Regions from separate parts of the Homo sapiens genome. Here region 1 is linked to region 2. Evidence: chromatin loops called from intact Hi-C (ENCODE). Cell type or tissue: K562. All regions are shown on one strand. Links, peaks and the distances in the headings refer to the core of each region. The heading gives the core; the rest is flanking DNA.

Region 1 (4,407 bases), core at 234-4,233, 63 kb before region 2:
ATCCCTTTATAGAGAAAGTTTGCTGATCCCTAGATTAGGAAGTCTCTGAGTGCATTTACTGTAAGGACTTGTATATGTTATGTTTCCTTTGTGGTAGGCCAAATGACATTAATTGATTAATTAATTAAACCTTTTATTCATAAATTCAATAAAGCCTATTTTGAGTATTGATACTGAAATAGCATTAGGAATAGAAAGATATGTAAAACAAACTCTCTGTCCAAGAGGAGATTATATGAAATGATTACATGTCATTAAGACAGCCATACTAAGAATGTTTACAAAGAAATGCCTTAGTGGACAGAGAACCATGGTAATTTTAGGTCCTACAAATTCTTTCTTGAGAAGAGTTCTATCACAAGATGTGCTGCAATGCTTGCAGACTGTGAACTTTTCTCTCTACCCTCTTAAACAGTGTCCTGAACTTCCATTTTCCTGCCCATATGTTTATATGGGTTCCCTGGTATCTTGAGATAAACACTGTTTCCCAATCATGACAGTCTTGGAGGTTCCGATTGGCAGCCACCATCACTGAACACTTTTTGTGTGACAAGTATCGTGCTAGGGGCCTTGCCTGCATTGTTATCATTTCACTCCTTATACTCCGTGAGGTAAACAACATCAGCCCCATTTCTGTAAATGAGGAAACTGAATTTCAGAAAGGGCAAGTCAACTTCTAGAAAGTGGCAGAGGAAGAGCCTCTAACATAAAGATGCTCATTTCCAAAGCCAATTCTTTCTACGCCAATTTATGACATTTGTCTTTTAGAGTCAAATTCTTCCTCTCTTCCATTATAGTGCTGTCTTTGGTTACTCTTGAAATGTTGATTGTTAGATAAGTCTTTCAGGCTGTGGCTATGTGACAAAAATATAATTGTTAGGAAGTATGCTGTTTCTATGTTTGTGGATGGCAGTGTGTTTTCACAAGAACTAGTTCCAGCCTGCATTCCACTTTTGTTGTTTCCTTTGTTTTTAAAGCATTTGTGTTTACTAGAATGAGGAGAATATTCCAGGTGGTCAGTAACTGGCTCTAGGTTATAGCCACAGGGTAGGTATTGTGAAATAGCAAAGAGAACTCCAATTTGCTGGTGGAAGAAGCATAGGTCCAAATTTTGAGTCTGTCACTTTCTTGATATGGATCCTTGTCAAAATCATTTACTCCCTAAGCCTCAGTTTTCTTATTTGTAAAATAATTCATGGTGGAACTTTAGATAGGTATCTCTCTATCCCCCATATGCATATGGCCATCTTTGGAATCAGTTTCTACCCAAAACTATCAATAGTGATCGCTTTGGCTGATACGATTATAGAATCACAGAATTGGGAGGAGCAGATAATGTATAATCTTTGGAGACAAATGGACTGAGGTCATTACTAGCTGAAGGATCTGAGGCAAACTGACTTTATTTCCTTGAGCCTCAATTTCTTTAAATGTACAATGAAGGAACTACAATACTACCTCATAGTAATCATAATATTGAATATTTACTGTGAGCTGGGAGCTGTTCTAAGCACTTTACATGAATTGATTGATTAAATCCTCATTACAACCCTATGAGGTCATTACTAATATAAATCCCATTTTGTAGATGGGGAAATTAAGACAGAGAGAGGTTTATGAAGTAGGAGAGTCAGAGGTTTATGAAGTAGGAGAGGCAAGAACCTTGGCAGCCTGGTTTTTGTTCCCAGGTTCTTAATAATTATGCCATAACTCCCACAGAACTCTGTTACATCTTAATTAAGAAAAATAAGTGAAGCCCTTAATACAGAGTAGGAGGAGACTCTGGTTGCCCTTCTGTGAAGAATGTTTTAAAAAGTATGACTCACATTCACATGCATTGGAATCACCTAGGGTGGAGAGGGAAGAGGAGTGGATTTGTCTGAAATGCTGATTCTTGTACTTCAATCTGGACTTACTGAATTCTGGGAATTCTACATTTTTTAAAACAAGTTGTCTGGCTGACTTTTTGTACACTAAATCTTGAGATATTCTATCCTTAGAATCACTCCAGTTCAGTTTGCTAACAATGCAGAAATCTTTTCATGGCATTGGAGACCAATTATTCCCAGGCTTTATAAAAGTTCCTGGTGACAGTGAACTTCCCCTCTCACAAGGCAGCTTATCCCGTTTTTAAAAACGTTTGGACTATTAGAAACATCTTCCTTGTAACTGAATAAAAGAAAAAAAAAAACACTTCTCTACTTAGTTTCTCTTCACATGATCAATTAAGCCTTCTGAGTCACAGAGATTATCAGCATAGGAAGGCACCGGCAAAGCCACCGTGGGAGTGTATGGGACCTGGAGATGAGATATGTTCATGAGCCCGGCATGAGGAACACAGTCTCCAGGGTCAACAGTGACCCATGAAGGAGGTCCTCAAGATGATATCTGTCCCAGCACAGTGACAGGAAGCCTTCGGAAGGATCAAACTCAGAAATCCCAGGCAGGAGGCAGGCAGGTGGCAACATCGTCAGGAAGGTGATCAAAGCATGGAGAACAAACAAGAGCTCAGATGCTGAAATGGGAAATGGGGAGATTGGTCACAGGGGCGAGTCCATAAAATTAATGTGAGATCACCAACAATTTCACTTGGCCCCGACACAACTGAGTTGTTGCAACTAAATGTGACATCCAAATGTGTCACAACTAAATCAGGGTTATTTGGGCTTTCCTTTAGTAGGAACAGGATTCATGTCTCCAGATAGTGTGCATTAGAGATGTTTAATGACAATAAAAATGGTAGTCAGATGGTCCTATTCGTGGAAATAGCAAGATAGGGAATGGGGCACATTTTCTACATTCAGTTATTAAAATATTCAAGGAAAGCCTTTCCTTCTCCAGCCTAAACATTTCAAGTTTTTTCAGCTGTCCAGCATAGGAGCATAGCATTTGGTTTCTGGAGATTCTTCCAATTGGCAGGAGTCATCATCAGATGCTGCAGCTTTTCAATATCCCTCTTAAATGTGGTACCTAGAGCTGATCACAGGGCACTGATATGGCACAACAATGCTAAGTGCAGCAGGCCCTCTTTCTTGTTCTATGTGTTACACCAAAACTAATAGCCACTTCAAACCACTTTCTAATTAGGCAGGCTGCGAATTGTAAATAGCACACTTCAGCTAAGGTAGCCTAAGATCACATTAGCTTTTCCAGCAGCCAGTCATGCACTTGGCTTGTACCAAAATTTCTGTCAGTAAAATCCCTGAAACTTTGTCATATAAAGTAGCACTAAACTGAGACAACGTTGGCTTGTATTTGCACAACTGAGTGTTTAAACCGAAGTGCAGGATTTTACATTTGTCTCTGCTAAATTCCATCCTATTAGTTTGGGCCAAATAGTCAAACCTATAGAGATATATTTTAATTCTATTTCTGTCATCTAACATATTTAGCTAACCCTTCCATTCTTGTGCCATTTAAAAATAGTACCAACCCTTCTATGTCATCATCCAAGTCATTAATAAGAAATATTTAACAGAAATAAGCTTGTTCTGTATTCCTAGGATCTTCCTCAAGATGACATTACTGTATTTGTTAATATCGTCTTAGGCACCTACTATATGCCAAATGCCATACTATGTCCTGGGGATAACAGTATAAACATGGACTAGTTACTGTTCTCAAGAGATTCACAGCCTAATGAAGAAGACAATAAATTAGTAGACCAATGCAATGCTGTGTGATGAGGGCTGTAATAGAGGGATATACAAGGGATAATGGTAAAATCAGGACTTTGGTAGAATAATCATAGAATAATGAAAATCCATTTGGAGTGAAGCAGAGCTAAATAGTTTAGAAACACTTGTCTCATTTACTTCCAATCTTATGAGCCTTTGTTAAAAAAACACTCTTATGCAATACTTAAAAAATTACCACTACTGTGTTTTTATTAACCATTAAGTTGAAGGCCCAGCTATGGTATGCTGCTGTCAACTCTGCTTTTTTATTGTGCCTGGATGTTCTTACCAGCTAGTTAAAAACAACCACTTATTGCCCTCCTGTGAAGAATATTTTTGACCCTTTTTCTTTTACATAACTTATCTATGCTTCCCTTATCTCCTCAATTCTGCCCCCATACCGATGATGAAGGACACTTTACTCAGACACAGATGGCAACAATTAGCTGTTTCCATTTCAAATTACAGTTGTGTCTGTGTGTGTGTTCTTGAAATGCTAGTGCCTGCAGGGGCCCACCCTACCGTCTTGTTTAGCCTAAGTTGGGTTACGATGCCAAAGCCAGTATAGAATAGTTCTAATCGGGTCTCCCACACAAAACAAAATAGTTAGAAGACTAGGTAGCCTGCTGCGCCTCACACACTCAACACAATCAGGCCCAGAATCTTGCTTCAAGATTCCATGGAAAATATTAGTTATTTTTATGTACACAAGTCAGTTCTGAATTAGTTT
Region 2 (4,407 bases), core at 176-4,175:
TGGTATAGTCTTGCGAACAAATCAAGATTTGGTTAAATGACAAATCAAGCTCCCCACTGACCTATAGAAAAGGTGGTGAAAATTTTCCACTGTGGCCTTTGTGTGTCATAGTCTCCTTTGGCTGTTCCCCCATATCCCTCTTGCACATGACCTAACTCCTAATTGTTCATCTTCATTGTTGGTAAAATCTAGATTTCCCAAACAATAGTGCTAATTCACAAGAACAATCCCTCTATGTCCATCTGAACTTTATGGATGGGGGTGAGAGGGCTGGAACCAGTGCTTGAAGAAGGAAGAAAATTCTCAGAAAATAGGAAATGTCAAGTAGACATGAGAGGCAAGAATTCACAACCACTGACTTTGTGGAGCTTTGGGAAAATATTACAAATAAACTCAGTACAGCTTTGCATAAGGCAGTTACCATCCAGGAAAAGCATATTTGGGACAGAAGCTGTATTAGATAGGACAAATAATATAACAAAGAGACCCTAAATGGCAGTTGCTTATAGAACAAAGAAGTTCTTAGGCCTTTCTCATAATAGTGCTGGGTTTAACAATCCAGATTTGGGCATGTCTTTCATCCATGAAGACATTTAGTGATATGTTACCTTGTTGGTTTATTATTCCATACGGCATAGCCAAAGCTGATCATAGATAGCTTTTAAACTGTAAAAAGGGGAAGAAGTTGTCAGAAGCATATGTCCAGTGTCTTAAGGCCCAGATCAAAGGGGCACACATCACTTATGCACCAATCTGTTGGTGAGATGATCAAATAGTCATACCAAGCTGGAAGAAGCTCTGAGACATAGGGACTAGCTACACAGCCATGTATTCAACTCTACATCAATGATATATATATATCTCAGATATATATATAATATATATATATCTGAGATATATATATCATATATATCATATAATATATATATATCATATGTCAGAAAGCCTGTAAGTCTCCTGGGTTTGATTTCCAAAGGCCTGAGCAGTTAAGGGAACAGAGGGGATTTCTTATATAAATAAAATAGCAAGAATGCCAAGCACTGATAGCTGCCTACCTAATACATGTTTCCTCTGTCCTTTTAAGGAGAATTCCAATTATACCAGCTAAAACTACTTGCTGGGCACATACTCATCTCGTCCTGGGTGGTCATATGACACAATCTTGTGTTTAAGCCAATATATGGGAGCTACTTAGTATTTGCAGTTGAGTGGGCTCTTAACAAATGGACAAAAGAGGGCTTGGGGGTAAAGAGAGAGAAAGAGCTCCCTGACCCTACCAGCTTCCTGTCCAAATGTGTGTGTGTGTGTGTCTGTGTGTGTGTGTGTGTGTGTTTACCTGGACTGGAGATAGAAAAAAGAGGAGGAGGAGGGTGGATGGATAAAAGCATAGATATTGATAAGCCTACAATGGACATTTTCCATTTTACTTCCCCAGGATACTTTCTATCCTTCACCCTACCTGGTGCCTCAGGGGAGCTGATGCATATAAACTGCGTAAACAATTCTCTGATCCTCCATTTTTCTATTGGGTTTGGCCAGTAGAAGGCACCGGCAAGAGATCTGGAGAACAAGAAGAAAGTCAGGTCAGGGTATGTCTCCCAGGCCTTCACAGCTATGCTCTTCCTCAGAAAGCCACAGCTCCTCTGAGAGGGCACTCTCCACACAGCTCACTTTCTCAGTTCCTGGGCCACTTCCTCCCTTCATTCATTCAGGTTGCGGTGTAGGGTGGTGATGGCTCCCGATCTCATCTCTTGTTGCTTTTCCAAAACTCTTTCTATATTTTCTTTATGAAATTGTCTTAAATTATTCAACTGGAAAGTATCACTTGATTTATTCTAGAATGCTGGCCAGTCTGTTTCTGGAGAGTAGGGACCTGAGCCTTGCCTCCAGAATTAGAGTCCCAAGTAAAAAGAAGTAGAGACCATCTCAAAGAACGTACCATGCACCAAAGCAGCTCAGTCATATTATGTAGTGATAGGATGAGAAGGACCAGGAAGATAGGAAACAGTGGTATAATGCAAAGGTTAGAGTATAGAATCTGAACCAGACAGCCTGAGTTGGAATCCCAGCTCTGCCTCTTACCAGCTGAGGCAGATGTTTTACCTCTGTGCCTCACTTCCCTCATCTATTAAGTGGAATAATGATAGTACTTGTCTCATAAGATTACAGTCAAGATTAAATGAAATATACACATAAAACACAGCAGTTCTTGGGACTTTGTAATTAATTCATAACTCTAACCACCATAATAATTACTATGAAAGACCTAGGATCAGACAGGTTTCTGGTTTCTTCAGAGAATTTCTGTGTGGACAAATAAAATCAAGGGCATTTGCCCTTGTGATGAAGAGTGTGACTCCATAATTTAATATTCAACTGCTCACAGCTTTTAAGCTTCATCTCTCTCTCCTCCCCTTCTGCCCCACATCTGGACGAGCTGATAAGAAAGCCTCATGCTTTCAATTTTGGTACCAGCCAAACCACAATCGCCTGCCCTGTAGGAACTCTTGTCCCCTGCCCCACTCCTTAGCTATCATAAAAACCAAGGCCAGTCTCCTTTCTTTGCTCTTTCATTTCAGACTTTCTTGAGAGGCCTGCCCTGTTGTCCCCAGATACTTCAATTATGTGATTAATAAACATTTTTATACTCTTTTGATGTATGTGTGTGGCATCATCAGTATTGACATCCAAACTGCATGCGTTTGGGTGGGTTATGTCATCTGCTTCTGCAGGTGACACAACAGCCTTCCACTTGAAATGCCTTGTCACTAAAACTGCCTCTCTATCTCTCTACTTCAGACCCATCCTGGGACAAAACAAGGACACCTTGGGCTAACTTGGACTTATTCTCCTCTCTGTGGTAGATGGGCATCTCAAAAGTAGAAAATAAGTTGAATTACAGAAAATAAAGTTCCATTTCTTTCCTGTGTTGAATTATAGACTGACATTCATACCTACTCCATCAGATTACCTGATGATTCGGTCATATGCATGATCCATGTGAACAGCCTCCTACTAGTATGGCTTAGTCCAGGAGGCTCCCAAACCTTTGTGGATAGACATTAAAATTACTGAAGGAACTTTAAAAATATTAGAGATGCTGGGAGACTATAAAGTGACAGATTGCTAGCCAGGGACAGACAGATATGGAAAGGGGTAAATTAGGAACGTGTATGTTTAAAAGAAGTACCTCAGTTAATTCTAACAATTAGTCGGGTGTAGAACATATTGACCAGATTAATTTTGTAACACTGGATTATTTTAATGCCTAGCATATCTTGAATCAGGAACATTTGACACCAAGTATATACATTCTTTAATAGCCAAATGCTGAAATTTATTAGAATTAGGTCCCCAACTTTCCAGTTTTTTTTTTTTTTTTTTTTTAGTTCTCTGATATGAGCGAGAATATGTGATGTTTATCTTTCTCTGGCTGACTTCCCAAGAATATTCTGATCCCATCATTTGCATTTTGCCCTGTTATCCACATGGGCAGTTAGTACTAAACACACAAATTGATTGGAAATATGTTGAAGAATTAGGTCATCAATACAGAGAAATTTCAGACAGCAGAATAATAGTGACACAGCTGGGGGAAACCATGCAGTTTTCTTATGAATTAGCTAAATAGGAAAAAAAATCAATAATTAGTCCTTTATCCAATTCATACCGAATATTATTGGTAGAAATGATCAGCACAAAAGACAATGACAACAGTTAAAAGAACACATGGTAACATATGTTTGAGATGAAAACCTGACTGAAGAATTATGCTGATGCTCGTCTTGAAACATGCAAGTATTGAAAAGGAAAAAATTAAACTTGGCAGAAGTAATCAATACTAAATAAAACTGTGAACAGCTAAATTGGAACATGTTAAAATTTATGATTGCCTTCAAATTGACCGAAAAATCCAATCTTTTTTACTAAGTTTAATATGAATAATTTGACTCAAGACAATTGAATTTGGTACAAATAATGACCATAACAGAAAATTTGTAATTGCAGAAACTATAATCAGTAAGAATTTAATATGAACACTACCAAAAAAATCCCCACATTGAAAAACATTTTTATTTAAACCTTATGTGGAAAATAATTGATTCCAATGAAAAGAATTTCAGTAAATTAAAAGTCAAAATGGAAAAAAAATTAGAAATGTTTTAGTGCCTTGGGATACAAAAACTTTATCAAGAAATTAAAGTAGCTTAATAGAAATTAGAACTAAAAGTACTTTTTAAATGAGTATTTATCCATCTAAGTATAATTCTGATGCAATGCTTTCTACTCTTAAACCCAGGGGTCAAAAGATTCTCAGGTCAGAACATCCACAGAGCCAAAATGGTTGGGTCAAAACAAATGGCTCAACACTTCTGCACCCAAGTATCTATCGTGGAGTATCAAGAA

What was found. A loop is a pair of places that touch in the nucleus more often than their neighbours do. Peaks named below come from ENCODE experiments on the same cell type or tissue, not always from the same donor. Only the 100,000 strongest peaks of a DNase experiment are listed, where the experiment ranks them.
Region 1: it touches region 2 in a loop (2.2-fold over the local background); 1 of 110 quality-filtered maps calls a loop at or near these places.

What each region holds. Positions count from the first base shown.
Region 1 is chr12:71,297,590-71,301,996 of GRCh38, reverse strand. All of the region lies in intron 1 of LOC105369832 (a long non-coding RNA gene), which reads left to right. Among named protein-coding and RNA genes, the nearest start is that of LGR5, 140 kb to the left of the region's middle. In K562, for the core only: no CTCF peak of the experiment used is centred there; DNase peaks (open chromatin) are centred at 526 and 2,316.
Region 2 is chr12:71,234,576-71,238,982 of GRCh38, reverse strand. No RefSeq gene overlaps it. Among named protein-coding and RNA genes, the nearest start is that of TSPAN8, 79 kb to the right of the region's middle. In K562, for the core only: no CTCF peak of the experiment used is centred there; DNase peaks (open chromatin) are centred at 2,452 and 2,772.